Regions from separate parts of the Mus musculus genome. Here region 1 is linked to region 2. Evidence: chromatin loops called from intact Hi-C (ENCODE). Cell type or tissue: gastrocnemius. All regions are shown on one strand. Links, peaks and the distances in the headings refer to the core of each region. The heading gives the core; the rest is flanking DNA.

What was found. Hi-C counts contacts between places; a loop is a spot of excess contacts. Peaks named below come from ENCODE experiments on the same cell type or tissue, not always from the same donor. Only the 100,000 strongest peaks of a DNase experiment are listed, where the experiment ranks them.
Region 1: a loop joins it to region 2, with 2.8 times the contacts of the local background. A loop is called at or near these places in 16 of 42 quality-filtered maps.

What each region holds. Positions count from the first base shown.
Region 1 is chr11:70,620,015-70,635,667 of GRCm38, reverse strand. It overlaps Gm12315 (a long non-coding RNA gene), which reads left to right. Exons shown (of 3, transcript XR_001780246.2): 1 at 1-877; 2 at 11,344-11,492; 3 at 12,118-12,638. Among named protein-coding and RNA genes, the nearest start is that of Gm12315, 8.4 kb to the left of the region's middle. In gastrocnemius, for the core only: CTCF peaks have their summits at 7,393 (motif pointing right), 9,990 (motif pointing right), 12,415 (motif pointing right) and 13,417; a DNase peak (open chromatin) is centred at 10,006; H3K4me3 peaks cover 321 bases; H3K27ac peaks cover 1,884 bases.
Region 2 is chr11:70,405,972-70,421,537 of GRCm38, reverse strand. It overlaps Pelp1 (proline, glutamic acid and leucine rich protein 1), which reads left to right and starts at 11,507. Exons shown (of 17, transcript NM_029231.4): 1 at 11,507-11,774; 2 at 15,217-15,281. The coding sequence starts at 11,526. In gastrocnemius, for the core only: no CTCF peak of the experiment used is centred there; a DNase peak (open chromatin) is centred at 11,415; H3K4me3 peaks cover 1,940 bases; H3K27ac peaks cover 1,205 bases.

The sequences.
Region 1 (15,653 bases), core at 6,132-14,131, 220 kb before region 2:
CCTGTGACCCAACTGCCAAGAGAGCCTAGGAAGGCAAAGGTTTGGTTATTTTCAGCTTCTGAAATAGGACGCATGTTCTGTTTCTTCAAAGATACTGTTAAAGAACAAACATGAAAGAGGTTCATGTTCTCTCTACCTAAATGGTCCTGCATTTTGTTCTACTCAAGGGTCAATTTCCTGTACCAGGATCCTTGCTTTGGTCATGAAGTAACAATAGGGTTCCCTGCCTGAGTGCACAAGTACAGAAACAGTGGGTAACTGATTGATGACATTTTCATCTCTTTATTGTATAAAGGTGGGAGTACAAATACAAGAACACCTGTGTGGAAACAGAGGACAGCTTGTGAGCGGGGGTGGGGGGGAGAGAACTCTCTTTCCACCATGTGGGTCCCAGGAAAATCATACTTGGGTCACCAGGTTTGGTGGCAAATTCCTTTTACTTGATGACCCATCTTGCCAGCCTGATTTATATTCCTAATAAAATGATCTATTTCACTTAGATGTTCAAATTTATTATTACATTTATACTTTTAATAATGTTATTATCTCTCTGTGTGTTTATTTGTGTGTGTTGTGTATGCATGTGTCCACACGTCACAGAACATATGTAGAGGCAGAGGACAGCTATGTAGAATCAATTCTCTTCCACCTTTATGTGGGATCCAGGGATCAAACAAACTCCGTTCATCAAGCTTGCATGAAGCATTTACCCAGTGAGACATTTTGATACCCATGATGCTTTCTTCACTTGTCCAAGCTTCCACATCTAGGAACTAGAGATGTGTCCCTCAGAGTCTCAGTGTTGTTTTTGCTACCCCTCCTCCAGGAATGCTACCATCCCATCGGATTTGATTCTGGTCAGCTTGCTTGGATCCAGGTATGCTATGTGAAGTGAGTGGAAACACCAGGGATGGGCCACTTGGAGGAGGCGAGCAGTGGCTTCTGACCTGGAAAAAAAACGGTGGTGTCTGTGGACATGTACAGTACTGTCTGCTTTGGGTTACCTTGGTCACTCCTACACCCGCAGAGATGGCTTAGCTTGTAACAGTGCCGCTGCTCTTGAAGAGGTCTGGAGTTTGGTTCTCAGAATCCATGGTGGGCAGCTTGCAAATGTCTTTAACTTCAGCTCGAGATGATGGACCCCTCTTCCAGCTTCCAAAGGCTGGAAGATCCTCTGGGAACTGGTGTTACAGGCAGTTGTGAGCTGTCATGTAGGTGCTGGGAATTACATTTGGCGATGGCAACCAGTGTTCTTAAGAACTGAGTAATCTCCCAGGCTGTTTTCTTGCTTTTGGGACAGCGTCTTATTATATAGTACTAGCTAGCCTGGAATGCTTTGTACTCTCTGTAGAATACCAATGCCCATATTAAAAATGTTGAAGTGAACATTTTAAAAGTTTTTTCCCTTTTTTAAAGACAGAGTTCTATTATGTACCCTTAGCTGTCCTGGAACTTGCTGAATAGGCCAAGCTGGTCTTGAACTCAAAGATCTATCTATCCCTACCTCCCAAGGATTGAGACATGGTGGTTGGTGCCAGCATAAGCTATCACACCTGGCTCTTACTAAGATATTGATATAAATTTATTGACTCTATATATCAGTTTGAATAAAACTGATGGTTTCGGGCTGGTGAGATGGCTCAGTGGGTAAGAGTACCCGACTGCTCTTCCAAAGGTCTGGAGTTCAAATCCCAGCAACCACATGTTGGCTCACAACCATCTGTAATGAGATCTGACCCCTCTTCTGGTGTGTCTGAAGGCAGCTACAGTGTGCTTACATATAATAAATAAATCTTTAAAAAAATAAATAAAACTGATGGTTTCGTTATTGAGTAATGTTGGGAATGGAATGGAGGTCCTCTGCTAGAATAACACACACTTTTGATCACTGAGCCACCTCTCTAGTTCCCTCAGGACCTTTTATTTGAAGTAAGGTCTCGCTAGCCCAGGCTAGCCTTGAACTCATATTTATTTAGGTCTCTTTTTTTGTTTGTTTTTTTTTTGTTTTTTTTTTTGTTTTTTTTGTTTTTTTTTTTTTTTGGTTTTTTGAGACAGGGTTTCTCTGTATAGCCCTGGCTGTCCTGGAACTCACTTTGTAGACCAGGCTGGCCTCGAACTCAGAAATCCGCCTGCCTCTACCTCCCGAGTGCTGGGATTAAAGGCGTGGGCCACCATGCCTGGCTCAAGCAAAATATCTATATGCATAACATGAAATAATTTTAATTTTTTTAAAAAGAAAACAACCAGCCGGGCAGTGGTGGCGCACGCCTTTAATCCCAGCACTCGGGAGGTAGAGGCAGGCGGATTTCTGAGTTCGAGGCCAGCCTGGTCTACAAAGTGAGTTCCAGGACAGCCAGGGCTATACAGAGAAACCCTGTCTCGGAAAAAAAAAAAAAAAAAAAAAGACATTTAACCACAAAGATGTTTTGCTTTCGTGCATGCATGTATGGTGCTCATAGTGGCAAGAGGATCTCTTGTGAATTTGAGACCAGCCAGGTCCACACAGTGAGTTCCAGGAGACCCTGTCTCAAAACACACAAAAAAAGAACCTAAAAAATCGTCAGTCTCTATGCCCTTCCTTTTGTTCCTTTTGCACTGGCGAGAACTTGCAGACCTCATGGACTAAGAGCCCTAGTTCCTGGTTCCTGAGCTTAGAGGGAATGTCATCATGAAGTATGACATTTGCAGTTGTGTTTGTGAAAATCGTCTTTGTTAAGTTTAGCAAGTCCCACTCCATTCCTTCCTTCCTGTTCCTGTAGAGCACTCTCTACCAGCCCCTTAGATCATAGCTGACGGTATTACTGTTGCTAATTCTTTCTCTACCTCTACCCGTTGTAGAAGGATGTCAGCTTTCCCACTTGCAGTGGCACTTCAGCCCTTTGAAGATTCTGCATAATTCTTAGTATATTCTCTGAGATATATTTAGACAAACATCAGGCCAGGCTATGGTGGCACATGCCTTTAATCTCAATGTTTGGGATACATGGGTAGGCAGATCTCTGGAGTCCAGCCTTGTCTACAGAGTGAATTCCAGGACAGCCAGTGAAATTCTGTCTTAAAGAAACAAACAAACAAAACAGAAGAATAGAGGATGGCCCGGCATGGCGAAGCACATCTTTAGTCCCAGCACTTTGGAGACAGAGGCAGGCATATCTCTGTGAGTTCAAAGCCAGCCTGCTTTACATAGTGAAGTCCAGGACATAAAGAGACCCTGTCTCAAGAACAAACAGACAAAATAATCAACATTTTAGGGTTTGTTTTTATTATTAATTTCACTTCATTCCTTGAGAATGCTCTTGCTGGAAATAGGATTCTATGTTAGCAGTTCTGCTCTGGTTTGGTTTGCTTTTTCAGCACTAGGAAAACATTGTGCGAGGGCCTGGAGAGTCGCCCCTTTGGTAGAGTGTCTGCCTGGTGTGCATAGAGCCCTGGGTTGGAGCCCAGCTCTGAGCAGAATGGGAGTGGTGGGGTATACTTATATATAATCCCAGCCTGGGGGGGGGGGTTGGGGGCAGGGGGAAGACCAGGAATTCAAAGCTCTCCCTGGCTAGAGCCAGCCTGGCATACATGGAGTCTCAAAAACAGGTGAGGAGGCGGGACTAGAGAGGGTGAAGGGCACTTGTTGCTCTTGCAGAGGACCTGGCTTCATGGCCAGCACTGAGCAGTGGCTCACAACTGTCCGGCTCTTTAGTTCCAGAGGATCAGACACTCTCTTCTGATTTCCACATGCACAAGTGTGCCCGTGTGTATGCGTAAGTGTGCCCATGTGTATGTGCAGACAGAGCACTCATACACATAAAATAAGTAATCCAAAAAAGGTTTTTAAAAAAGGTTTTTACTTGGACTCGAAAGATGGCTCAGCAGTCAAGAGCACTAACTGCTCTTCCAGAGGCCCTGAGTTCAATTTCTAGCAACCACATGGTGGCTCACAGCCATCTGTAATAGGAACCCATACCCCTCTTCTGGTGTGTCTGAAGACAGCTACAGTGTACTCACATACATTTAAAAAATATTCTTTTTTTTTAAAGATTCATTTATTTATTATATGTAAGTACACTGTAGCTGTCTTCAGACAATCCAGAAGAGGGAGTCAGATCTTGTTATGGATGGTTGTGAGCCACCATGTGGTTGCTGGGATTTGAACTCTGAACCTTCGGAAGAGCAGTCGGGGGCTCTTACCCACTGAGCCATCTCACCAGCCCAAGAAAAAAAAAATCTTAGTTTGGAGAAAAATTCAGTCACGAGCCAGGCATAGTTACCCTGGCCTGTAATCCCACCACTGTGGAGACTGAGGCAGGAAGAGCTTTAGGCTAACCTGGGCTACATGATGTCTTGGACTGGAGTTCCTTGGGCTTAGCCCATTTGGGGTTGTCATAGTTTCATCTTTGATGCTGTAATCCTCTCCCTTTCCTGCTCTCTCTTTTTTCTCTCTCCTTCCTTTCCTTTCTCTTTCTCCTTTCTTCCTTCCCTTTCTTAGAATTTCACTATGTAGCCCAGATAGCTTACAACTCTCAATCTTTCTGCCTCTGTTGCTGTAAGGAAACATCTCTGTTGGCTCTGACCAAAAGCCACCTAGGAGGGGAAAAGATTTATTTGGCTTATACTTCCAGGTCACAGTTCATCACTGAGACGAGTCATCAGAAGCTGAAACAAGAACTTGAAGGAGAAACCATGAGGGACTTTGCTGTTGGTTTGGTTCTCCGGCTCCCCTGTAGGCTCAGGCATAGCTAGCTAGCTTTTATTGTTTTTCCTTTTATTTATGCATATATGTGTGAACCTATATTAATCACATGTTCAGGAGCCCCCTGAGGCCAAAAGAAGGCCCTAGGTCCCCTGGATCTGGAGTTACAGGTGACCTTCCTGCCTCAGCCTCTAGAGTGCTGGATTTTCCAGAAACACCAGCAGGCATGGTTATAAATGGTTGGTCTCCTTCAGCAGCCGAGAGCAGTCGGGGCTTTTGTTTTAAGTGTATGTGCCCGGGTGTTGTTTCTCCTCTTCCTCTTCTTTCCCACCACACTCCCCAGCTGTCTGGGGCAGAAAGATCACTGAAACCAGGAGTTGGGAACTAACCTGAGCAAAGCATCAAAACACTATCTAAAAGAGACAGAGGAGCAGGGGGAGGAGGAAGAGAGGAGGACAGCAGGGGAAGTGGGGTGGAAGGGACCGATTCTGAGTCCCCGGAGCAGTCTATGTGTGAGTGCAGTGGCTCCAGCAGGGCTTGCATGGCCGGCCGAGTCACTGATTCAGCTCAGGCTTGAGATCTAGCTGAGGTTTCTCTGGACTCTAAACAGGAGCAACAGGAGCAGCCTCTCAGCAGAGCGTTCTCTGCTTCTCTTGGCTTTAGCTCTGGGGCAAGTCCAGGAGGAGAACTGTACTTTGCTCATCTGGGCCGGATTAGTTACTGTATAAAGTCCTACAGCCCTTGCCCGGGCTCTAGGACACCTTGCCTTTTCTGGTTGATGTTGTTGTTGTTTTTGTTTCCTGTTTTTTTTTTTGTTTGTTTGTTTGTTTGTTTTGAAGCAGGGTCAAACTCAAGATCCTCCTGCCTCATTTCTGAGTTTGAGGCCAGCCTGGTCTACAGAGTGAGTTCCAGGACATCCAGGGCTACACAGAAAAACCCTGTCTCGAAAAATGAAAACAAAAACAAAAAAATCAACAACAACAACAAAAAAACCAACAAAAAACGATCCTCCTGCCTCAGTCTCAAGTGCTAGCATTATTACATTTGCAGCTTTAGATCTGACTTTTTGTGTTTCTTCTAGCGTCATTTTATTACAGTGCACTTTGGAGTGGGGTGCAGATTACAATTCGGGAACTGGGATTGAATTTAGAGACTTGTTTTGAAGGTTTATTTATTTTTGTTTTATATATGTTTGCCTGCATGTATGCACGTCTGGTGCCCTCTGGGGGTCAGAAGAGGACATAAACAAAGCTGTATACTAACCATACCAGTGGATTTGGGTTGATGGGGAAAGTTCACAAGGCCCTGCTCCTAGATGAAAAGCTCCAGTCCCTGGCTGCTGGGGAGGGAGAATGGCTTTTCTCCCCGGATGAGGCCTCTGTTTGGTTTCTAAGCCGAGTGGTCAGCCTTAAATATTTGCACACAGGAGCAGCCCTCAATGCACAAGAGAACTTGTTCTTGCAGAGGACCTGAGTTTGACTCTTACCACCTACATGGTGGCTTACAACTGTCTGTAACTCCATTTACAAGGGGTCCAGTGCCCTCTTCTGACCCTTCTGAGCACAGGGCATGTACATGATGTGCATACATACATAACATGAAATTTTAAAACTTCTTTCTCTATGGGGTAGGGGATGGCTCTGGTTAAGAGCACCGACCGCTCTTGCAGAGGATATATGTTCAATTCCCAGCATCCACATGGTGGTTCACAATCACCTGTAACTCCAGTTCTGACTTTCATGGGCACATGGCACACTGACATACATACAGGCAAAACATTCATACACATAAAATAAATCTTTAAAAAAAATCCTCGCTGGTGAGAGGGCTCAGTGGATAAGAGCCCTGACTACTCTTCAGGAGGTCCTAAGGTCAAATCCCAGGAAGCACATGGTGGCTCACAACCATCCCTAATGACATATGACACCCTCTTCTGGTGTCTAAAGACAGCTACAATGTACTTACATATAATAAATAAATTCTTTAAAAAAAAAAAAGGGGGGCTGGTGAGATGGCTCAGTGGGTAAGAGCACCCGACTGTTCTTCCGAATGTCCAGAGTTCAAATCCCAGCAACCACATGGTGGCTCACAGCCATCTGTAACAAGATCTGACGCCCTCTTCTGGAGTGTCTGAAGACAGCTACAGTGTACTTACATATAATAAATAAATAAATCTTTAAAAAAAATCCTCAAATCCCACCCCACCTCGCCCCCCACTCCCACTCCCCTCTGACTGAGGACCAGGCTGTAACTCTCAGCTACTGTTCCAACACCATGTCTGCTGCTAGGATAATGGACTAAACATCTGGAATTAGCAATGCTTCTGAGAAGACCAGACATCATCCTTGGACTTGCTGCCCAAGGATTTCACAGAGTCAAGATTTCCCAATAAGATTTACATGCAGCTAATTAAAGATAAGAAAGCAGAGTCACAGTGTTCAGCTGCCGGGAGAAGCCAGAGGAATCCAGTTCTGGGGTCATCTGGTGGTCTAAGAGCCCTGTAGCCATCATTGTGGGTTTCCAAGTTGTGTGGGCCTCCTGTTATCACAAAGGCCTCTAAAGATCCTCATTAAATCTAGGCCTACTTCACCATTAAAAAAAAGCAGACATGTTTTAATGTCTTCTTTGTTTTTATTTTATTTTTTTTAAGATTTACTTATTTATTATATGTAAGTACACTGTGGCTGTCTTCAGACGCACCAGAAGAGGGCGTCAGATCTCATTATGGATGGTTGTGAGCCACCATTTGGTAGCTGGGATTTGAACTCAGGACCTTTGGAAGAGCAGTCAGTGCTCTTACCCGCTGAGCCATCTCACCAGCCCAAAGCTTTTCTTCAAATTTCACAGCTTTTTTTTTTTTTTTTTTTTTTTTTTGCTTTTTCGAGACAGGGTTTCTCTGTATAGCCTTGGCTGTCCTGGACACCAGGCTGGCCTCGAACTCAGAAATCCGCCTGCCTCTGCCTTCCAAGTGCTGGGATTAAAGGCATGTGCTATCACTGCCCGTGTTTTTATTTTTATTTTTAAAGATTTATTTATTTATTTTATGTAAGTACACTGTAGCTGTCTTCAGACACACCAGAAGAGGGCGTCAGATCTTGTTACGGATGGTTGTGAGCCACCATGTGGTTATTGGGACTTGAACACTGGACCTTTGGAAGAGCAGTCGGGTACTCTTACCACACTGAGCCATCTCACCAGCCCTTATTTTTTTCTAAACAGCTCCCCTCTTCCTTTTTTTCCCTTTCAGTTTTTCTGTCTCTCTGTCTCTGTGACTCTGTCACTGTCTCTGTCCCCAACCCCTCTCATTTCTCTCACTACATAGCCCTCTATATGGCCTGTAGCTGTCTTCAGACACTCCAGAAGAGGGAGTCAGATCTTGTTACAGATGGTTGTGAGCCACCATGTGGTTGCTGGGATTTGAACTCTGGACCTTCGGAAGAGCAGTTGGGTGCTCTTACCCACTGAGCCATCTCACCAGCCCCAGGCTGACTTCTAACTCACAGAGATCTTCCTGTCTTCCTGTCTTCCTGTCTCTGCCTCCTAAGTGCTGGGATTAAAGGCCATGCTTGTAGTTTTTGTTGTTGTTGTTGTTGTTCTGGGTTTTGTTTTGTTGGCGCAGCAACTAAAATCCTAATCTTGTAAGCCTATTAAATCTAAATCCTCAGGTGTCAAATCCTGATGGATCTACCATTGAAACTGGAAGACACTCGTAGCTACACCTTGTCCTCACACTATCCCCATTTGAAGGGCTTGTTGTTTTAAAGTTAATTTGCTGAGTGTGTGTGTGTGTGTGTGTGTGTGTGTGTGTGTGTATAGGTATCTGCATGCCACACTGCGTGTGTGGAGTCAGAGGACAACTCTGGGAGTTGCTTTTCATCTTTCACCTTGCTGAGTCTCTCGTTTCTGTTGCTCTACTGGTTCCAAAGGTCAAACTCTGGTCTTCAGGCTTGTGCATCGAATGCCTGTCTGACCCATCTATGGCCTTATTTGTTTTGTAAGACAGTCTCAGTCTTGCCTCTAGGCTGACCTTGAACACACTAGTCTCAAGGTCATAGGGCTGGATCTTCCTGCGCCAGTCTCCTGAATTGGATTACAGGTATTATGACTGGTTTCAATGTCAGCTTGCCACAAATGAGAATCACCTGAGTAGAAAGCTTCACCTGAAGATCTGTCCTGACTGCCTTGACTAGAGTGGAAGACCTGCCCCGATTGTGAACAGGACCGTCAGGCAGCAGTCCAGATACGGAGGGTATTCAGAAGGACATTCATTCTCTTGCCTAGTGCTTGGTTGGCCTTCCTGCCCGATTCCTGTCTCTGCTTCTGCTGCTCCCTTCCTTGATAGCAGAGTCACCATTCCAAGCCTTCATAGTGGAATAGGGACCAGCAGCTCTCAAAGAGCTTTCAACTTTCCAGCACCGGATTGGGAGCACTGAAGCATCCCATCTTGAGGACTGAGTAACACACACACACACACACACACACACACACACACACACACACACACACACACGACAGGATTTCTTTTTGTAACCCTGGCTGCCTCTGCCTCTGCCCCTCCTCTGCCCCTCTGCCCCTCCACTGCCCCTCTGCCCCTCTGCCCCTCTGCCCCTCTCCTCTGCCTCCTGAGCTTTGGGTTTAAAGGAGTGTACCACCACCACCCTATCCCATGTTTTTTTTTCTATGGCAGTGGTTTTGGTACACTGTTTTAAAAAAAAAATCCCACCCCCAAATCACAAAAGACTCCTATAGTCTCTTCAGTTAGTTCTAGTTTTCTTTGGTACTCTCTAATTCACCTGGGTTTGCTTTTTATCTGGTGTGAAGTGTGGGAGTAGCTTGCTTGCTTTCTCACCATAGATGCCATTGCTCATTGTGTTGATAATGGCCTCTCCCACTGATGTCCAGAGTCCCCTCCTTCTTCCCAGGACCCGGGAACTGGCACTCCTGCTGGTACAGTGTTGCTGCTGTTTTTGTGAGGTGTTCTAATATTGGGTAGGCTGAGTCCCTCCTATGGTCCTTTTCAAAACTGACAAAGCTCTTCATGAACCTTTATGCTGGTATGTATGTATATTTTTAAATGAGTATCAAGTTTCTTTTTAAAAGTATTTATAGATTACCTTAGGGAGAATGGACATATTTATAATATTAAGGTAACTCATTGACATAGGTGCCAATCACTTAATTTATATAGAATCCACTGTAATAATTCTTCCTCCTCCTTCTTGTTCTCCTCTTCCTCCTCTTCTTTGATTGTATTTATTTTATGCTTTAGTGTTTTCTTGAATACACCACGTGCATGCAGTGCCCGCAGAGGCCAGAAGGGGGCATAGGATCCCCTGGAGTCACAGATGATTGTGAAGGACCCAGTGGGGATCCCTGACATTATTAGTGATACTCTGTTAGGCTTGCAGACAGGAACCTAGCATAACTCCTCGGAGAGGCTCTACCCAGCAGTTGACTGAAGCAGATGCAGATATACAGAGCCAAGCATTGGATGGAGGTCGGGGACTTTTATGGAAGAGCTGGGGGAAGGATTGAAGGAACTGAAGGGGATGGCAGCCCAATAGAAACATCAACAGGGTCTACTAACAAGGAGCCCTGGGAGCTCGCAGAGACTGAGCCACCAACCAAAGCACACACACAAGCTGGAACGAGGCCCTCAGCACGTATGTAGTAGATGTGCAGCTCAGTCTCTATGTGGGCCCCCAACAACTGGAGTGGAGGCTGTCCCTAAAGCTGTAGCCTGACTGTAGTATCCATTCACCAACAGGGGTACCTTGTCTGGCCTCGAAGAATGTCAGAGTGGGGGGCTACCTGGGAGGGGGGCACTCCTATGAAGGAGAAGGGGAGGGGGATGGAGGGAGAGACTCTGTGAGGGGGGTCTAGGGAAGGGGTAGCATTTGGGATATAATAAATATTAATTTTTAAAAGGTTAAAATAAATAAATTATAAATTAAAAAAAAAACACTGTAGGAAGCTGCCAGCTTTCCAAAGTGGCTGTCTACTTTACTGTTTTTTGTTGTTTGTTTGTTTGTTTTCGTTGTAGCTGGGTGTTTGTTTGTTTGTTTGTTTTTCGAGACAGGGTTTCTCTGTGTAGCCCTGGAACTCACTTTGTAGACCAGGCTGGCCTTGAACTCAGAAATCTGCCTGCCTCTGCCTCCCAAGTGCTGGGATTAAAACTGTGCACCACCACACCCAGCAGTGGTTGTTTTAAGACAGGGTCTCACTACATAGCTCAGGCTGACCTGGAGCTTGCTAGGTAGAGCAGGCTGTAGAACTCAGAGACACCTTCCCGCCCCCTGCACCTGTCTCTGCTAGGACTAAAGACCCATACCACTTCACCTGGCATCATCTGCTTTCAAATGAGTGGCATAAATATTCAGTATTGATAGTGAGCATATTAAAGCACATTGAGGCCATAGCATCAATTGTTAGCACCATCTGCCTACTGCATCCCTGTGTTATTTGAGTCCTACCTCAAACTGCTTTGGGGACTACGGTTGGTTACTTGGTTTGTTCAACTGAGACAGGGTCTGATGTAGCCACGGTTGGCCTTCAACTCCTGATCCTCCTGCCTACATCTCTCAAGTGCTGGGATTCCAGCGTGCTGGCTAGAATTTCTTAGAAGTTTTTCTAACTCTGAGCCCTTCCCTCCTGCCTTTCAGGTTCCACATGCAGGTTCATCACCTCATTCTCTAAACCCAAGTCATGGTGCCTGGCTTTCCCCATGGATGGATGTGCTGTCCAGGTGCTGTTGATTGACGTGAGGCATCCCTTCACATTACATCATCTTGTGTTTGGCCTTTAACCTGAGGTGAGAAATTGTTTCTGAAATATCCTTCACCCAAGGTGACCAGACTTTTGTGTACTGGGGAAGACCTGGGGACCTTTTTTCTTTGTAAACTTTTTGTTGTATTTGTTATACCTTGTGGGAACTAAAAGGGGGCAGAGAAAGGAGGGGGAGGGAGGATAGCCCACACCCGGCCAGAGTTCCTCCTATGCTCTGGGCAGGAGGATGCAGGAGGTCTGCCAGACACTTTCCACTCGGCCCCGTGTGGGCATGTAAGCTACTGACCCCACTTGATGGGGAGCGGACAAGGGGTAGCCCCCAAAACCAGGGGGTTCCGGGGCGACACCCTGTAGCCCCAAGGTTATGGGAGAGAGGGCTGAGGGAGAGAGGTTTTCACGCAGGCAAGAGTAAGCGCGGATGAACAGACAGGCTATGGTTTTAGAGCTTTATTGTAGAAAGGCAGGGGGAAAGGAGAGGTGGAAGGAGAGAGAGAGAGACCGGCTGTGGCCAAAGGAGACAAAGGGAAAAGGGAGAGAAAGAAGAAAGGCTAGAGTAAGAGGGAGAGACAAGGAAGAACAAGAGGAGCAAGAGAGCGAGGAGGGGCCAAACAGCCCCTCCTAAAGTATGCTGCTATCTTTTCTGTTTCTAGGTAACTGGGGAGGAGTCTAGCCTGAAGGTCGGAAGCTTGGAACTTTGCCTACGTGACTATTAAACCATGCTTCTCTTGTCGGGGCTGAGGGGTTGGTAACTTAGACAGGAGCCACAGTTCCAGGAGACATGAGAGAGAGAACGCCTTCTGTCCCATGTAGGTGAATTATCACTACCAGGTCCCGGGGTTCCACACCTCAGCTCTACTGGAGATCAGACTGTCTGTGTATAGCCCAACGCCCCACAATACCTGTGTGTATATCTGTGCACGGTGTGCATGCCTGGCTCTGAGAGGCCAGAAGAGGGTGCTGGAGCTCCTGGGACTGGAGTTCTAGAAAGTGGAAAACCCTTGTGCTCTGGCCTGGTAACTCCTTGCTTGTACCCAGATCCCCAAAGGAACTTCGGAGTGCTCCTCTCTTGCCTTCTCATCTCATTTTTTGGACATTAAGTATTGCTTTGTAGCCCAGGCTGCTTTTGAATCTCCTCATTTCTCAATGCTGGGATTAAAGGTGGGCTTTAGCCACACTTGGCACTTGTCTATTTTTATTGTTGAAAGGCCTTTTCTCAAAACTGTATCTCGAGTTCTCTGGTATTATTTTTTTTAAAATACTTTTTTGGTTTTAAAGACAGGATTTCTTTCTGTGTATAGCTCTGACTGTCCCGGAACTTCCTTTGTAGACCAGGCTGGCCTCAAACTCACAAAGATCCTCCTGCCTCTGCCTCCTGTGTGCTGGGATTAAAGGTGTGTACCTCCACTGCCACGCTCTGTGATCATCATGGTGAGAAGCAGACAGGTGTATGTGGCACTGGAGCAATGGCTGAGAGCTTTATAGCCTGATCCACTGGCAAGAGGCAAGGGAGGGAGGGAGGGGTGGGGGAGGGACATAGAGAGGGAGGGAGGGACCAGAGAATGCATGAGCCTGGCAAGCTTTTGAAACCTCAAAGTCTGCAGTGATGGCCACACCTCCTCCAGCAAGGCCACACCTTCTTCCTAATAGGTCACCAACCTGAGACTAAGTATGCAAATCTTTAAGCCTGTGAGTGTCATTTCCTTCTGATAATCACACAATCATATCTCTGGACCTGTGGTTGGAGAGAATAATTCTCAGTAAAAAGATGCCAGCAGTTCATTTAGTCTCTTTGCCCAGTAGATAACAATCAAGTATCTGCAGCAGGCCAGACTCTACTAAATTCCTTGGACACAGCCAACCAGCAGGGAAGCACTGTTGGTTAGTGTCTACTGGGTACTCCCTGGCCTGGCTCTGCTAACCCACTTCCCCTGCTGGGAAAGAGAGACTGCTATTTGTGCTATCCACAGAGGGAGCTCTCCTGTGACTAGCTGGGGATGGCACCTTGAGAAGGTCCTGGGTGATCAGAAGCAGCAGCCCTCTGCGCTGGCAGGGCCAGCCGCAGCTGTTCATCAGAGTGGCCGGCCAAAAGGAGTCGGAGGAGGGAGTGGCTTCCTGCTGAGCTGAGATCTTTGTGGCTAGCTTGGAAGTCAGCCTCCAGAGAAACTGGAATTTCTAATATACAAATACAAAACGAAGACTGGCTCACAGGCATGTTTCCGACACCTACAGCTGGTTAGGAGACTTGGAGAGACCCCAGGTTATCCCCATTACCCTTCCTGCTCTGTTCGTGCTCAGGAACGGACTTGGTCAGGAATGAGTGTCTGTACAGGAGCGTGAGGGTCAGAGGACAACTGTAGGAGTTGGTCCACTTGCTCCTTTCTTCATGTGGGTCCAGGGTATCAAACTCAAGTCCTCAGGTTTGCAGGCAGCACCTTTACCCTGAGTCCACCGTTTACACATATACGTTATATACACTGGGCCCCATTTGTGTCTTTTTGGTTTGAGTTTTACTAAGGCTGTCCCTGTGACCATGGGTTTGGAGCCTGGCAAGCTCGTCAGTGGATCAAGTGAGGGCCTTCCTCTTTTTTTCTTTTCCGATTTGTTTTTTTTTTTCCAAGTCAGGGTTTCTCTGTGGAGCCATAACTGTTCTGGACTTTGTTCTGTAGACCAGGATGGTCTCAGACTCACAGAGATCCCTCTGCCTCTACCTCCCGAGTGCTGGGATTAAAGGTGCTTGCTTTCACCACCACCACTCAGCGGAAGCAACTTTTTTTTTAAAAAGATTTTATTTATTTATTTACTTATTTATTATATGTAAGTACACTGTAGCTGTCTTCAGACACACCAGAAGAGGGCATCAGATCTCATTACGGATGGTTGTGAGCCACCATGTGGTTCCTGGGGTTTGAACTCAGGACCTTCAGAAATACAGCGGCTCTTAACCACTGAGCCATAGCTCTAGCACCCAGAAGCAACTACTAACCTGTAAAATCATAGTATCTGGGTTGTAAGTGCCCACTAATGTTTGAACAAATGTCTGCATTTAGCACAGTCCCCTAACTCATTGACTAGATTGAGCGACGCTCAGCATGGTGTTCAAGGTGGTGAGTTCACTTCCATAAATCCTTTCTGGGGTCTGCAGTGGAAAATGAGAAATTAGTAGGTAGCAGGAGAAACAGGCTTCAAATGAGTGTGACAGACAGACAAGGGCCCAGGGCCATGCTGGTCTCAGAGGACTGAGGGACTTTGACAGGTAGGGAAAGAAATGAGCAAATGCTGAACATAACTTTTCTGTGAAATGTAAAATGAGGGCTGGTGAGATGGCTCAGTGGGTAAGAGCACCCAACTGCTCTTCCGAAGGTCTGGAGTTCAAATCCCAGCAACCACATGGTGGCTCACAACCATCTGTAACAAGATCTGACGCCCTCTTCTGGAGTGTCTGAAGACAGCTACAGTATACTTACATATAATAAATAAATAAATCTTTAAAAAAAAAAATGTAAAATGATCACAGAGGCATGAGGACAATGACGGCGATTAGCGAGCCAACACACCTGTGTGAGTGACCCTCCGCTACAGATCTTTTCACAAATTCAGGACAGACATGATTATTTTCCTGGATTGGGGTGATGCATAAGGTGTAACGCATAAAGGGCTTCCAGCTGGGCATGGTGCAAATGTCTGAGGTCTCAGCACTTAGGAAGCTGAGGCAGGAGGACTGTGGAGTTGGCTTATATAGTTCTAGGCTAGACTGGTCTACATGACGAGACCCAGTTTCAAGAATCCCCCTCCCTTAACAGCCAACAACAGGGCTGGTGAGATGGCTCAGTGGGTAAGAGCACCCGACTGCTCTTCCAGAGGTCCTGAGTTCAAATCCCAGTAACCACATGGTGGCTCACAACCATCTGTAACGAGATCTGACGCCCTTTTCTGGAGTGTCTGAAGATAGTGTACTTACATATAGTAAATAAGTAAATCTTTAAAAAAAAAAGCCAACAACAAAAATCAAAATGTTTATTCCTCTACCTCTTAGCCAGTGAGGAAGACCTAGCGAGCTTTTTAGGAGCTCATGCCTGCAGGCCAAGGCCCCAGACGGCCTGCAACATCAGGAGTCCCTGCAGACTAATTCTGTACAGTGACCTGTCTTATTGCTAGGTCTTTATGGAGACTTTTTGTGTAACTGTAA
Region 2 (15,566 bases), core at 7,567-15,566:
CATAGAAAAGTTACTAAGACAGCAGTCATCACCCAGTTTCTGCCTTTTGTGACCTCTGTGGTGATCTTGCTCCTGTCCCCACGAAGGCAGAGTAACCTCAACTGTCTTCTTTCATGCATAAAAGGTTGGAGACCAGAAAGTTACAAAAACTACAACCATTTAGGGACTATAAAGAGATACCAGGTGATATCTATGTATCTATGTGTCTGTCTGAGAGGACTAAGCTCAGAGGCAGGCTGACTCCATGACAGTCTACAGAATGACAGCTTGGGAGACTAGGCCCTAAGTTAGAACTGAGATCCAGGGACCCGTGGGCAGCCAACCAAAGCCGTGGGACACCACAATCTGAGGACACCTTGTCATCCGGCCTGAAGTAGGAGTCAGTAGCCAGAATGAATAAATAAGTGACCCCCCTAGGAGGTCTCCAGAGCCATCCAATTGTAGAACTTGTCAGACTCTTAGAGACAGAGCTAACCAAACAAGGTAAAAGGACTCCCTTGAATCACCCGAACTGACAGTAAAAGCTGGGCCTGTAATTCCACCAGGGGTCCCCATTGCCAAGTGAGGAGACCCCTGCATGCAGGAAATTGAGCTGAATAAACGCTCTTTGCTTTTTCATACTATTTGAGTCTGGGGTATCATTCTCTGGCAATCTTGCATGTATGTATGTATGATGTATATATGATAACCAGAGATACTTAAATAGGAAAAAAAATGCCATTCTTCCATCAGGCACCTTACAAATTCTCAAATCGAGCTTGAAGATGTTATAGAACACACCAACCTTCAGCCCCTCTCAAGAATGAAGAGTAAAGAGAGGAACATTTTGTAACTGCCATATAGTCCAAGTGAACTTAGCCTGAATTACTCTTTAATCCCCTGAGTCTTCTTATTTTCAAGGACAGGATGAAGATGGACCAGAAGGCCCTTGTGACTAAACCAGCTAAAACTGGTTGGATCCAAGATGGCTACCTGAACTGTAATAAGCCTCAAATGTTTAGAAATGAGGAATGACTTGGGAGGCAGAGGCAGGCGGATTTCTGAGTTCAAGGCCAGCCTGGTCTACAGAGTGAGTTCCAGGACAGCCAGGATGGCATAGAGAAACCCTGTCTCAAAAAAAAAAAAAATTGTTAGAGATGGAAAAAAAAAATCTCATCCAAGCACATGTGGCTAAACTCCATAATCTGTAGGAGGTAAAACGTGCCTTGTTCTCAGCACCTTACTCCGAAATGGCTGAGTTTAGAGGTTGGAGAGATGTTTCAGCTGACGAACACATTCCTCTAGCAGGGGACCAGAGTTTCGGTCCCAACACCTATGGATAGCTTGTAACTGCTTGTAACTCCAGCTCCTGGAGATCTGACATCTCTTCTAAACACCAGCAGCACCGTCACTCACACGTGTGCGTACCTCCCCACCTCATGCACACATACTGAATTTTACACAGAGGGGACTAGTTTTGAGAATTAAAAAAAAACCATTAAAAATAAATAAATGTTAAGAAACGAAAATATTAAAAATAAATACATCTTTTAAATTACTTTAATAAAATAAAAGCCATTTGGCAGAGCACCCTTGCAACATGTAACAGAATGACTTCCCACATCGTTACTGAGGGAGAAAACCTAAATAAACCTAATGACTTCATGTACTCTTAACTGATTTAAAAATCACGAGTTTTATAGGTCACAAAGATGGACCAAAACATCCTTAGTCTCCCACTAACATTGCTTTTGATAACACCTCTGATGTGTGGATTGAGATGATAACAGTTGCCTAGGTTACCTTTCAACAACTCAAGGCTGTTTGTGCTGAAAATACCAAATGTTCACTTGGGCCCGCAAGCAAAAGCAGCTAAATGGGATGAAACACGCAGCCCTCAGTGTGTTCTGTCTCATCGGCTGGCCTAGCCAGTGGGTGAGAGTCTCCTTATGTAAACATACTGATCATTTGAGAAATGTTTGGTCCCAAACTCTAAATCAGGGTTAACCTGACCTAGGCCTCCTCAGCCTGTCTCTCTCTCCTTCAAAGGTTAAAGGTAACGACCAGACATCACAAATGAAAACACCAGACTCCAAAAGCGTCAACAAGAGGGAGCACTGGGTTCCTGGAAGATCTCTGCCCATTTCTAGAAAAGATACGAACACTCCTCATTTTTATCAGCATGTCTCGATCCCTCAGTATCTGTATCCCATGTTCCTGACCTGTCAACTCCCTAGAAATGACGATGACGATGATGAAGAAAAAGAAGAAGAAGAAGAAGAAGAAGAAGAAGAAGAAGAAGAAGAAGAAGAAGAAGAAGAAGAAGAAGATTTTATTGTATTTCTGAGAAAGAGTCTTACTGTGTAGGTCTGGCTCTTCTGGAGCTCACTATGTAGACCAGGCTACCCTTCAACTCCAGAGATCCACCTGCCTCTGCTTCCCAGTGCTGGGATTAAAAGTGTGCACCACTATACCCTGCTATGATTGACTTGTGAGCAAAGCTCGTGTTCCTCGATTCTTCAGCCACGGCCCTGACATTCATATCTCAGATACGATTTTTTTTCTGTGGGAAGAGTTTCTTGAAGGAGGGTGTCCTGGCCAGTTTTATGTCAACTAGATACAAGCTTTAATCAAAAGACAATGCTTCCATAAGATCCAGCTGTAAGGTGCTTTCTTAATTAGTGATTGATGGGAAGGCCCAGCCCGTTGTGGATGGTGCTATCTCTGGGCAGAACGCTTCTGGGTTCAATGAGAAAGCAGGCTGAGCCAGTCATGCGGAGCAGGCCAGTAAGGCTCCTGCCTCCAGGCTTCTGCCCTGTCTGAGTTTCTGTTCTGACTTCCTTCAGTGATGGACTATGATGTAGAAATGTAAGCCAAACAAACCTTTCCCTCCTCAAGTTGTTGTTGGTTTCTTTTTCTTTCTTTCTGGTCATGATGTTTAATCCAGCAACAATAACTCTAAGTAGGACAATGTCCACATGTCTTAACAATAGCTAACATACAGTTTTGGTGATTAGGAAAAACCTTAAAAGAATTTCTAAAGCACTCTGGCTCTCCCTCCCCCTCCCCCTCCCTCTCTAGTAAAATGAGACCAAAGGCTGGCTCCTGAGGTGCATAGGATGGGACTGTGGCTGACAATACAAAACCACAGGGTGAGGACAATCATGTGCAAAGAGTTCCTGCAAATTAGTCAATAGAGACAAGCAACCGAACAGGTGAAGGGCACAGATGAGCACATAAGGGGCTGGAGCGATGGCTCAATGGTTAAGAGCACCAACTGCTCTTCCAGAGGTCCTGAGTTCAAATCCCAGCAACCACGTGGTGGCTCACAACCATCTGTACTGAGATCTGACGCCCTCTTCTGGTGTTTCTGAAGACAGCAACAGTGTACTTACATATAACAATAAATAAATCTTTTAAAAAAGATGAACACATAAGAACTAGGTATGGTGGCACACATGCCTGTAATCACAGAGCTCAGGAGACTGAGGTCAGAGAGTTCTGAGTTTGAATCAAGGCTAGTGTAGTGGTTTGAATGAAAATGCCTCCCCCCACCCCGCACCCCATAGGCTCATATCCCCAGCAGTCAGAACTGTTTGAGAAGGATTAGGATGTGGGGCCTGTTGGGAGAATTTGTGTCACTGGGGTGGGAATTGAGGGCTTTAAACGTTTTCTCTCTGGCTCCTACATGTGGGTCCCAGAGGCGAGCTCTCAGCTGTTCTTGTTCCTCTGTGATGGACTCTACCTCCTGAAACCATAAGTCCAGCTAAATGTTCCCTTCTATAGGTTGCTGAAGGTGTTTTTTTTTATCACAGCAATAGAAAAGTAACCTAGACAACAGGAACACCTAGTGGTCCCTGAGATGAAGAAATATGAATGCTGTCCACCATACACACTTATCCCATTTCAGTAATCGTGGAGGCAGGAGTTGAAAAGTGATCATTGTTCTCATGCAGATGAAGTTAAACCCAAGCCGGGCAGTGGTGGCGCAGGCCTTTGATCCTAGCACTTGGGAGGTAGAGGCAGGTGAATCTCTGAGTTCAAGGCCTACAAAATGAGTTCCAGGACAGCCAGGGCTACACAAAGAAACCCTGTCTCAAAAAAAAAAAAAAAAAAAAAAAAAAAAAAATCAAAACCAAAACCAAATCAACCAACAAAACAAAAGGAATAAGTTAAATACAACAATACTTAGAGAGTATACATAGTATACAGCACTACTGTGTATATGATTGGCAATGGTATACTATTTATTTATTTATTTATTTGGCACTAAGGATCAATCTAGAACCCCACACATTCTAGTAACTCGCTTTTCTACTGACTAGCATCCCCCAGCCCTCGGAGGGGTAAGAACGGATACAATCTTCCTAAAGGACATTTCACCAATTCCTATCAATGTTTAAAACAGGCTTTGTCTTTCATCCAACACTCATTCATTTGTTTCTTCAACAATTTTTTTTTTCTGTTTGTTGGAGACAAGGTTTCTCTGTGTAGCCCTGGCTGTCCTGGAGCTCACTCTGTAGACCAGGCTGGCCTGGAACTCAGAAATCCACCTGACTCTGCCTCCCAAGTGCTGGGATTAAAGGCATGAGTCCCCACTGCCCGGCAACCAGTGGTCTTAATTACTGTGCAATCTCTTTAGACCCTACAACGCGTATTTTGTGCCATTTATTTAACCTTAGTGTCAAATGAATAAATAGATAAATAAATTAACAGCATGCCATTGCCAGTCATTTCCACAGTAGTGCTCTATGTTGTGGGTACTCTTTCAGTACTAAGTGCATTTAGCTTACTCCTTTTGTTTAGATTTGTTAGCTTTTTTGGGCGGGTGTTGTTTTTGTTTTTTGTTTTTTTTTGGTTTTTTTTTTTTTGTTTTTTGTTTTTTGAGACAGGGTTTCTCTGTGTAGCCCTGGCTGTCCTGGAACTCACTCTGTAGACCAGGCTTGCTTAGAACTTAGAGATCCACCTGTCTTAGGAGATGGAAACCAAACAATGAAGAAGAAGAAGAAGAAGAAGAAAAAGAAGAAGAAGAAGAAGAGGAGGAGGAGGAGGAGGAGGAGGAGGGGAGGAGGAGGTGAGGAGGAGGAGGAGGGGGGTAGGGAATGAATCCTTTCAGGGTGTTTGTTTTTAGACAGGGTCTTGCTGTACAGCTTTGAACTCACAGAGACCTACCTGTCTGCCTCCAGAGTGCTGGGATTAAAGGTGGGGCATCACTGTGATGCTATGCTCGGTTGTCAACTTGACCACATCTGGAATTAACTAACATCCAAGCAGTTGGGCACACCTGTGAGGGATCTTTTCTTAAATCATTTGAAGTGGGAAGACTTTTTTGTTACTTATTTTTGCTTTGTTTTACTTTTTGTTTCTTGATACAGAGTTTCTCTGTGTAGCCCTGGCTGTCCTAGAACTCACTCTGTAGACCAAGGCTAGCCTGAAGCTCAGAGATCCATCTGCCTCTGCCTCTACCTCCTATGTACTGGGATTAAAGGCCAGAAGACTCACTTTCAGTCTGGATCCTTTGAGGTGGGAAAATACAACTTTAATCTAGATCTTTTGTTGTGGGAAGAACCAACTTTAATCTGGGCCCCACTTCCTGCTGGAAACCTACATAAAGGACGTGGAAGGAGACTGCCTTTGCTCTTTGCCTGCTAGCTCTCACTTTGCTAGCAAGTCTGTTCCTTCGCTGGCATTAGAGCCTGCTTCTTTGGGATTTGGGCAAATACTGAAGACCAGCTGCAACATCCATCCTGAACTGAACAACTGCTAGATTCTTGGACCTTCCACTGATAGACAGCCATTGTTGGACTAGTTGGACCACAGTCTATAAGTCATTCTAATAAACTCCCTTCATGAATACATGCATGCATATGTACATACGTACATACATACACGCTACATTTCTTAAGTTCTGTTCCTTGTGAATTTGTATTTAAACACTAGAGATTGTCAGTCAATTAGAAGGTAGGCTGGCCCCTCCTTCCCTCATCCTTCTCTCCCCCTCCCCTCCGTTTTTCTTTTCTCCATTTCCTGAGACACAGAGTCTCATTCTTTTCTCCTGGTTGGCTTTCAGTTGCTGGGCAAACGTGCCCCTCCCACCTCAGCCTTCCAAGTTGCAGGGACTATGGGCACTCACCGCCAGATGTAAGTATGTTTCTGATAGTAATATGAGTTACAGAAAATTCACATCGTTGGTGGAGAGACAGCTCTGTGGGCAGGAATACATACTGCTTTTGCAGAAGACCCCAGTTTCATTCTCAGTTCCTATGGATGGCTTACAACCACCTACAATGCCAGCCTCAGGGGGATCTACCCTCTATTCATGTGTACATACCCATAGACAGACAGACAGACAGACAGACAGAAGACAGACAGACACACATATACACAAGTTAAAAATAAAAAAATCAAATAATTAAAATAAAAAAGAATATTCACACGATACGTTGGAGGAAAAGTCTCTTTAGCAAATAGTGCTGGACAGCCATGAGGACCTGAGTTCTGATTGCACCATCTGAGCTGGGCCTGGTCTTTCACATGCGGTAACACTAGAGCTATGGACACAGGAGGATCACGGGCTGCCAGACTTGTGTGTGTTTGGTGGTGGAGGTGGGGCAGGCAGTTAATCCCAGGGTCACTGAGAAATCTTGCTGCAAAGGAATAAGACAGAATACTGGAGGAGGACACCTGCTCTGGCCTCCGTGAGCTCATGGATGGATATACACCTCTAAACACATGTGAACATGCACCTCACATAGCAACCAAACAAAAATAAGTCACACGATGATTTAATCAAATTACAATACCTCTGCACAGCCTGATGTAGTGCCACACATCTTTAATCCCAGCAGTTAAGAGGCAGGGACAGGCCGGGCATGGTTGCGCACGCCTTTAATCCCAGCACTCTGGAGGCAGAGGCAGGTGGATTTCTGAGTCTACAAAGTGAGTTCCAGGACAGCCAGGGCTATACAGAGAAACCCTGTCTTGAAAAAAAAAATCAAACAAACAAACAACAACAAAAAATCAAACCAAACCAAACCAAACCAAACAAAACAACCAAACCAAACCAAACAAACAAACAAAAAAGAGGCAGGGACAGGTGGATCTCTGTGACTTTGAGGCCAGCCTGGTCTATGTAGCAAGTTCCAGTCCAGACAGGGCTATGAAATAAGGGGTTTCAAAAAAAGAAAGAAGGAAAAGCTTTTACACAGAAAGGAAACCAACAGAGTGTGATATTCACCTGATACCCATTTGACAGGAGGTTACTAGCAGGAACACACATATAAGACCCCCAAGCTGAGGGCTGGAGAGATGTCTCAGTTGTTAAGAGCACACTGATTATTTCTGAACCCGGACTACAAACACCTGTATTTCTAGTTCCAAGGGATCTACTGCCCTCTTCTGGTCTCTATGGGTACTGCATGCATGTGGTGCACAGACAGGCAGGAAAACACATAAATATTTTTCCTGCCAAACATTAGGCATAGAGTGAGGCCAAACTGAAGAGCTTCATCAGGTCCTTCCCCTTGGAGCTCGGGAAAGCCCACGGCAGAGGGAAAGGAAGAATTGTATGAGTCAGAGGGGTCAAGGACACCAGGAGAACATGGCCCACAGAATCAACTAAGTAAGTTCATAGGGACTCACAGAGACTGAAGTGACATTCAAGCAGCGTCTATGGGGCTGCACTGGGTCCTCTGCATATACACTATGGTTGTTAGCTTGGTGTTCTTGTGGGACTCCTAACAGTGGGAGAGGGGGGGTGTCTCTGACTCGTTAGCCTCCCTTTTCCTCCTGCTGGGTTTCCTTGCCAGCCTTGATATGAGGGTTTATGTCCAGTCTTATGTAACCTGTTATGCTGTGTTCAGCAGACATTTCTGGGAGGCCTGTTCTTTTCTGAAGGGAAATTTCAAAGGAGGAGTGAATATGGGGGAGAGGGGAGATGTGGAGGCCTGGGAGAAATGGCGGGAGGGGAGGCTGCAGTAGGAATATCCTGTATGAGAGAAGAGGAGGAGGAAGAGGTGGAGGAGGAGGAGGAGGAGGAGGAGGAGAAGAAGAAGAAGAAGAAGAAGAAGAAGAAGAAGAAGAAGAAGAAGAAGAAGAAAGAAGCCCAAGCTGAACAGACAGTTTTCAACAGCCAATAAATACCAGAATAGATGTTCAACCTCTTCAGCCATTAGGGTAGCACAAACTGAAAGACAGGAGCGGTGTCCTGAATGCCTGTAATTTCATCAGTAAGGTGACAGAGGCAGAAGGATCAAGGTCATCCTCGGAGTGGGAAGCTCAAGGGTAGCTTGAACTGTGTGAGTCTCTCTCTCTCTCTCTGTCTCTCTCTCTCTGTCTCTCTGTCTCTCTCTCACACACACACACCACCACCACCACCACCACCACCACCACCACCACCACCACCACCACTAGAACTTTACAACAGTGAAAATGTACTTCATCCTAGTCCATATAGTTATTATCAAGAAAACTACCCGTGCCAGCATGCCGGTGAGGAAGAGGAGGAAGGAAGGATGCAAGTGTCCCCTTAGACACTGCCAAGGAGTGTTAACTTAGTCCAGCCGTTCCTGAAATCCACACAGTGGTGTTTCAGAAAGTAACAACACAACTATTACGTGACTCAGCTATGCTACTCCTGAGCACCTGAGCACACACTGCTGAAAGCGGCAGGTGGCAGAAGAGCTGCCAGGAACCCATGTGCACCGTGGCACTGCTCACAGTAGCTAAGTCACAGCATCTAGGCTCATCAAGGAAGTATATTCAGCTGTGACGAAGAACAAAAGCATGTCACGTGCAGGAGTCAGAACTGAAGATCATCATGAAACCAGGCAGATCCTGAACACAGGGTCATGTGGGCTTAAATGTGTAGAATTTAGGATTCTTTTTTCAAGTTGTGAAAGTCACTGTAATAATTGGGAAGAGAAAGGGGGACCAGTGTGTAGGGAAAGCAAAAGTCAAGAGAAGGTGATCGTTGTGAATATAACTGAAGTAAGTTATTTACAGACATGGAAATGTGCCCATGAGAGCCGGGTGTGGCGGTACAAGCCCATAGGCCCAGAACTTGGAAAGCTGAGGAAAGAGCACGCTGGTGAGAGAGTCTAAAGCAGGATTCATAGTGAGATGCTGTCTGAGGTGTTGGAGCAGGCGGAGAGCTGGGTGTGGTGGTGGTGGTGATGAATCTTTTAATACCAGTACCCAACAAGCAGAAGCAGGGAGATTGTGTTAATCCCAGTAAACGAGAACAAAGATCATTACCCAAATTCTTTTAGTTGAGTTAAGCAAGCTCATATTAGCCCCACAAACTGCAAGGATAGGAGATTTTTCCAAGAGTTTTTGGTTATGTAGGAACTTGCCAGACCATTTCAAAATTATTTGGCAGAACATCTCATCAGGGTGGAGATTAGGGTATAGGGTGTGGAACATGTCAAATTTCAGAAAATAGGTCACGGCATGGTCAAACCCAAGTCTCATAGAAGACAGGATGAGCTTAGTTTGACCTTGTAATAAGATGGCTTTCAATCTTAAGATGGAGTCAGGCTGGTTCATCATTTGCTGCAAGCTTGAGGTCAGCCTGGCCTACATAGAGAGACCTTGTCTCAAAGTACCTCCAAAATAAAATCTCCTTTCTCCATGCCTCTGTCTCTGTCTCTCTCTGTCTGTCTCTGTCTCTGTCTCTGTCTCTCTCTCTCTCTCACACACACACACACACACACACACACACACAATTGAAATGGAAGAAAAAGTCAAAAATAAGGACCAGGATTTAGCTCACTTGGTCAAATGCCTACGGAGCATGCATAAGGCCCTGGGTTCCAGCCCTAGCACAGAGGGAACTGGGTGTGGTGGCACAGGCCTGGGATCCCAGTGCTTGGGAGGGAGAGCTAGGAGAGTCAGAAATTTGATGCCATCCTTAATTTTTATTTATTTATTTATTTATTTATTTGTTTATTTATTATATGTAAGTACACTGTAGCTATCTTCAGACACTCTAGAAGAGGGAGTCAGATCTCATTACAGATGGTTGTGAGCCACCATATGGTTGCTGGGACTTGAACTCAGGACCTTTGGAAGTGCAGTCAGTGCTCTTAACCACTGAGCCATATCCCCAGACCCCATCCTTAATTTCATAGGAAGTTACCTTCAAGGGGAGGTTACCTTGACTTTAAAAGTGTGTGTATGTGTATGTGTGTGTGTGTGTGTGTGTGTGTGTGTGTGTGTGATAGAGATTGGAAGAAAAACTTTTCTAAGAATGGCAACAAGCCTGTCGGCAAAATTGGAAGTCTGTGCAAAGGCCTTGGAATTGATGTTGCTGGAGGATAGAAAGAAGGCTAGTTTAGTCCAAGACTAGGAGAAGAAACAAAACAAAACAAAACCTCAAACATCTCTCCACCCCTAAAACAAAACAACAAAAGACCAGAGGAAGAAAGAAGTGCTTGTACAGCCTGAGGTCAGGTGGTATAGATTCTAGTCTGTGTAGGGAAATATTCTTATCTTTTTTTGTTTGTTTTTTTGAGACAGGGTTTCTCTGTGTAGCCCTGGCTGTCCTGGAGCTCACTTTGTAGACCAGGCTGGCCTTGAACTCAGAAATCTGCCTGCGTCTGCCTCCCAATATGCTGGGATTAAAGGCGTGTGCCACCACCACCCAGTTAATATTCTTATCTCTAGAAGCTACAGAAGGACTCTAAACTGGGAAGGACAAGCTTTCTTGGCTCCAATCTGTAATGTCAGCATTTGAACTTGTGAGCCTGAGGCAGGAATATTGCCACATCATGTCTGAGGCCAGCCTGTTAAAAAGCAAAAACAACAAAACAAAGAACTGGCTTATATCAGAAAAGCCCAATTCGGCTTTTGTGTGGTGTACAGACTGCAGAGGGAGGAAATAAGGCAATGCTGAGGCCTTTGAAAGTGATAGGTTAGCCGGGCGTGGTGGCGCACGCCTTTAATCCCAGCACTAGGGAGGCAGAGGCAGGTGGATTTCTGAGTTGGAGGTCAGCCTGGTCTACAAAGTGATTTCCAGAACAGCCAGGGCCCTGTCTCAAAAAACAAAACAACTGTGTATAGTAATGTAAATACACAAATGACTGTGGGTGTGTCTTGGGGACAGAGTGACACCTCTGCTACTTTGTGGCATGTGCACTGTTTGAGCTTGTTTTTCCATTGTTGGAAAAGCAGTTTAGAACGTTCCAGATTTCAGACTTGGGGTTGGCTCCTTAGATAGGATTACTAAGCCCAGGGAGAAGGTGACCAGAAGCCACGCTGGACTGAGATCTTTCAGACTCCCGCGCCTTTCCTGCAGACCACGTGTCCGGCCTGCGCAGCAACGCCTCCGCCCCGCCCTACAGCGCTCAGCCCGGGTTAGCAGTTTGCAAGCCGCCCCAACGCTGGCGCTCGCCCACATTGCGCATGCCCCCTCCTGCCGCAGGGCGCCAGCCCTCATTCATCCAGCCCAGCAGGCCGCAGCCCCCTCCTCAAGACCCCTCCCCGAGCGGCGTGCGTCGCACTTATGTTTGCGTCATCACGCCACGCCATTGCTCGAGCCTGTGAAGATGGCGGCGGCCGTTCTTAGTGGGGCCTCTGCGGGCTCCCCAGCTGGGGCTCCTGGCGGGCCCGGGGGTCTCTCTGCGGTGGGATCCGGCCCGCGTCTGCGTCTGCTGCTGTTAGAGAGCATTTCCGGGTTGTTACAGCCGCGAACGGCGTCCCCCGTGGCCCCTGTGCATCCCCCAATCCAGTGGGCCCCGCATTTGCCCGGGCTCATGTGCTTATTGAGGCTGCATGGGACGGCAGGTGGGGCGCAGGTAAGTCTGTGGCTCCCGCGGTCACCGTGGAAAGGCTGGTGAGGCGGCTGGGCACCGTGGTCCCGCCTTCCTGAAGCTGACACTGGAGCTGTGAGCTCGAGGAGAGCCGAGAGTGGAGAATAGAGCCACTTAACCATTGAGGACGCGATCCACAGACTTCATTACCTGCGCGTTCCCCAGAGCAGTATTAGGCCCCTTTTCTGTTAGGTCATTGATAAGCACAAAGCAATGAAGGGGCTCGGTTCCATCCCAGGTCCCCTGACTAGTTCAGTCCTCAGCGAAACTTCTTTTGGCGGCGTTTTCCCAGGGTAATTGAACACAAACATTTACTAGCTCTCAGCCAAGGGCCTACCCCTTCCTACTCGGCGCTCCAATTCCAGTCATAGTGGCGATGAGCAAAATGCCATAACACGAAACTAAATCTGGTATGAGTTTCCTAAACCGGTGTAGAGAGAGTATTTAGAGATTTCTCCAAAAGACCTGGAGTTTAAGATGAACAGGGGTTAGGTAGTGAAAGAAAATTAGAAGGGGTAGTTGAAACGTTAGAGGAACACTCGTGTAGGACGGGTTGGAAAATGAGGGCAATGTTTGGGTTCGGGGTTTAGGTGGTTAAAGAGAGTGGGTAGAGTTGAGGCTGGTGAGGTAGGCGGTAGACAATATGTTGTCTACCTGGTTAGGAGCCTGTGCACAAAATATTCACATGCGTTCAGTTCCTACAAGCTAGAAACCCAAGTGCCATCCTCGATATGTGGTTTCTTACACACTTCCATAAGCAGTCTGTGAAGTTCTGCCTTTTTTTTTTTTTTTTTTTTTTTCTTATGGAGGCAAAGTCTCACTATGTGGCTCTGGCTGGTCTGGAACTATGTAGACCAGGCTGGCCTAGAACTCCCCGAGATCCAGCTGCCTGTGGCTGGGCATCCGCCATCTTGTTCAGCTGTATGTGTGTTTATGTTAGTGGTTATGGGCCAAGGGTAGCAACGGTGCACACATCAAAGTCATAGGAACGTTTAGGTCCTAAGGTTCCTGTGTCAAGACAAGGTCTCTTGCCAGTGGTGGACTGTCTAGCCCGAGTGTTTATGTTGATGCTCTTTGGTTTTACCTTGTGTTTCTCAGTAGGGGACGCTGCGATTATAGATGCTTATACTACTATGGCTGGCTTTCGGATGGGCTCTGGAAGGCAGGATTGGGTGGCTTATATTCATTGTACTCCTCAGACAGTTGGGAATACTACAGTTAAATCTGCCCTCCTAATGGTCTTTTGTTTGTTTTGTGTGTTTTAGAAATCTCTCTGATTTTTTTTCAGTGACCTGAGTTTTTGTTGTGATGCACTTTTACTTCAGTAAGCCCTGCACACATGTGCACACGTGTTCCCCAATAGGCAGTTGGCACGTTTCTATAATGTTATGTCCTCTTCACGACTGCTGTGATCTACTGTGGCTATCACCTGGGCTTTGGGCAGCCACTTGTGCTGCTTTCTTCCTGGTGTTACCTTAGAGGTGTCTGCGGCCTCTCTGTCTCTCTGTCTCTTTCTCTCTGACATACATTTATGCCGCAAAGCAGAGAAAAGGGGAAAAAAGCAATTCCTAGTGAATAATGCACTTAGATTTATGTGATGCATTATGGGGGAGTAGCTGTTGACCACTCTGGCCGTTGAACGTGCGTTTTATTATCCTTTGTGTGTAGAGATCGTGGAAAAGCTGTATCACTAAGGAGCTGAGTGGGTCTTTTTGTTTCCCCTGGCAAATGCTGAATAAATGTGAACCTGTGGGGTTTTTTTGTTTCTATTTCTATTTTTTTAGGTTTATTCATTTTATGTATATTTTGCCTGAATGTAGTACACGCACAAACGTGTGTGTTTGTATACTTGGTGCCCATGGAGGTCAGAAGGGCATCAGATCCACTGGAACTGGAGTTGCAGATAAGTTTGAACCACTACCTGGGAGCTGGCAATTGAACCTGTGTCCTTTGCAAGAGCAACAAGTGTTCTAGCCTTTGTTTATGTATTCCTGGCTGGGATTATCTGTGCAGCCCTGGCTGTCCTGGAACTTGCTGTGTAGATCAGGCTGGCCCCTGCCTCTGCCTCCCAAATGCTAGAATTAAAGGCTTGTGCTATTACCAGCACCTGACTTCACCTGTGTTTTAATGTCCAGTCAGGTGAGTCAGGTGTGGGGTTCCCACTTGAGTCTGGTCCCTAGAACTCACTCGTGTCTTGGTTTAGGAGCATTTGGGTTGTCTAGCTATGGATGCTCAGCCCGTGTTGACCGTATGGATTGTTTGTGTCCACTTTCCTCCGTCTGGGAGGTAGGCTGCCAGCACCTAAAGCAATGCTTCTCCTGGAGTAGCCGACTACATGTGTACTGGACAGATGGATGGACACTCTCTACATGTGTACTGGACAGATGGATGGACACTCTCTGCCACCTGACTAAGGACTTTCTTTCTTTTCTTCTGTTTTGGTTTTTCAAGACAGGGTTTCTTTGTGTTAACAGAGCCCTGGTTATCTGGGACTTGCTTTGTGGACCAGGCTGGCCTCGAACTCATAGAGATCTTCCTGTCTTTGCTTCTGGATACTGAGATTAAAGGCATGCGGCACCACAAGCAGGCTTTTTTTTTTTTTTTTTAAATTTAGAAGTCACATTTATTTTGTATACGTACAGGTGTATGCATGCCTTCGTGCACAAGTGGAGGTCAGAGGACACCTTTGGGAGTCGATTATCCTAGGATGTGGGTTCTAGGAATCACGTGCAGGTTGTCAGGCTTGGTGGCATGTGTCTTTATGTGCTGACCCATGCCACTGGTTGTGGACTCTTGTTTTATTCAGTTGTGCCTTCCTTTATCTGAGCGGTACTGATGTGGGATTAGAAAGGAGGGATGATTTGTGGCCTTTGGAGATGTAGGTCTCCTGAGTGGAGTCTGGTGCTTGGGTTATGTGTAAAGGGGCTGACGAAGGAACTTGCTTCTGTGTGAGGGAGGGCTTGGAAGGAGGATAGGTTGAGTCTGTGTTGGTGTGTTCTTGCCTCTACGGAAGGCAGAACCAGGAGGAAGAGACTTGTTTCTTCTAAGTGACTAAAGAAGGGTTATGAATGATCTGTGTTCATTCAGCCGGTATTCCTGGAAGTCTTTATGCTAAGGAAGGTCTGCTGAGGTGAGCAAGCTTTATTGTTGAAATCTAGTAGATGAGTTGGGGTGTCCTCTTGTTAGCCCTGAAGTCCCCCTCCCCCTTACACCTGTGGGGCATGAGGGAGGAGGCCAGCAAGATAGAATTTGAGAAAACAGACTGACAGACAGACAGCTGATGGCCTTTTTGTACTGAGAAGGTGCGCCTTGAGAAAATCTTCTCGGGCGTGGGGGTTGGGGGGGGCAATGAGGGATTGGTGAATTTCTTGTGCATCTTTAGTGACCTTTGCCTCATTCGCTCCTGGTTTTTCCCTTCCACATCTAGAATCTTTCAGCTCTTGGGGCATTGGTGAATCTCAGTAATGCACATCTTGGCTCCATCAAAACTCGGTAAGTCATTATTCTTTAATCCCCTTTCTTCAGGGCGATGTGCCTTTAGAAAGTGGGTTGAGTCGGGCAGTGGTGATGCACGCCTTTAATCCTAGCACTTGGGAGGCAGAGGCAGGTGGATTTCTGAATTCAAGGCCAACCTGGTCTACAGAGTGAGTTCCAGGACAGCCAGGGGCAGTGTGTGTGTGGGGTGGGTTGAGCGTGTATTTGCCTATCCTTTGTCCCCACTCCATGGATTCAAGAGATTTTTTTCCATTCCAGGAGCTGCAGGGAGTTTTCTTTTTG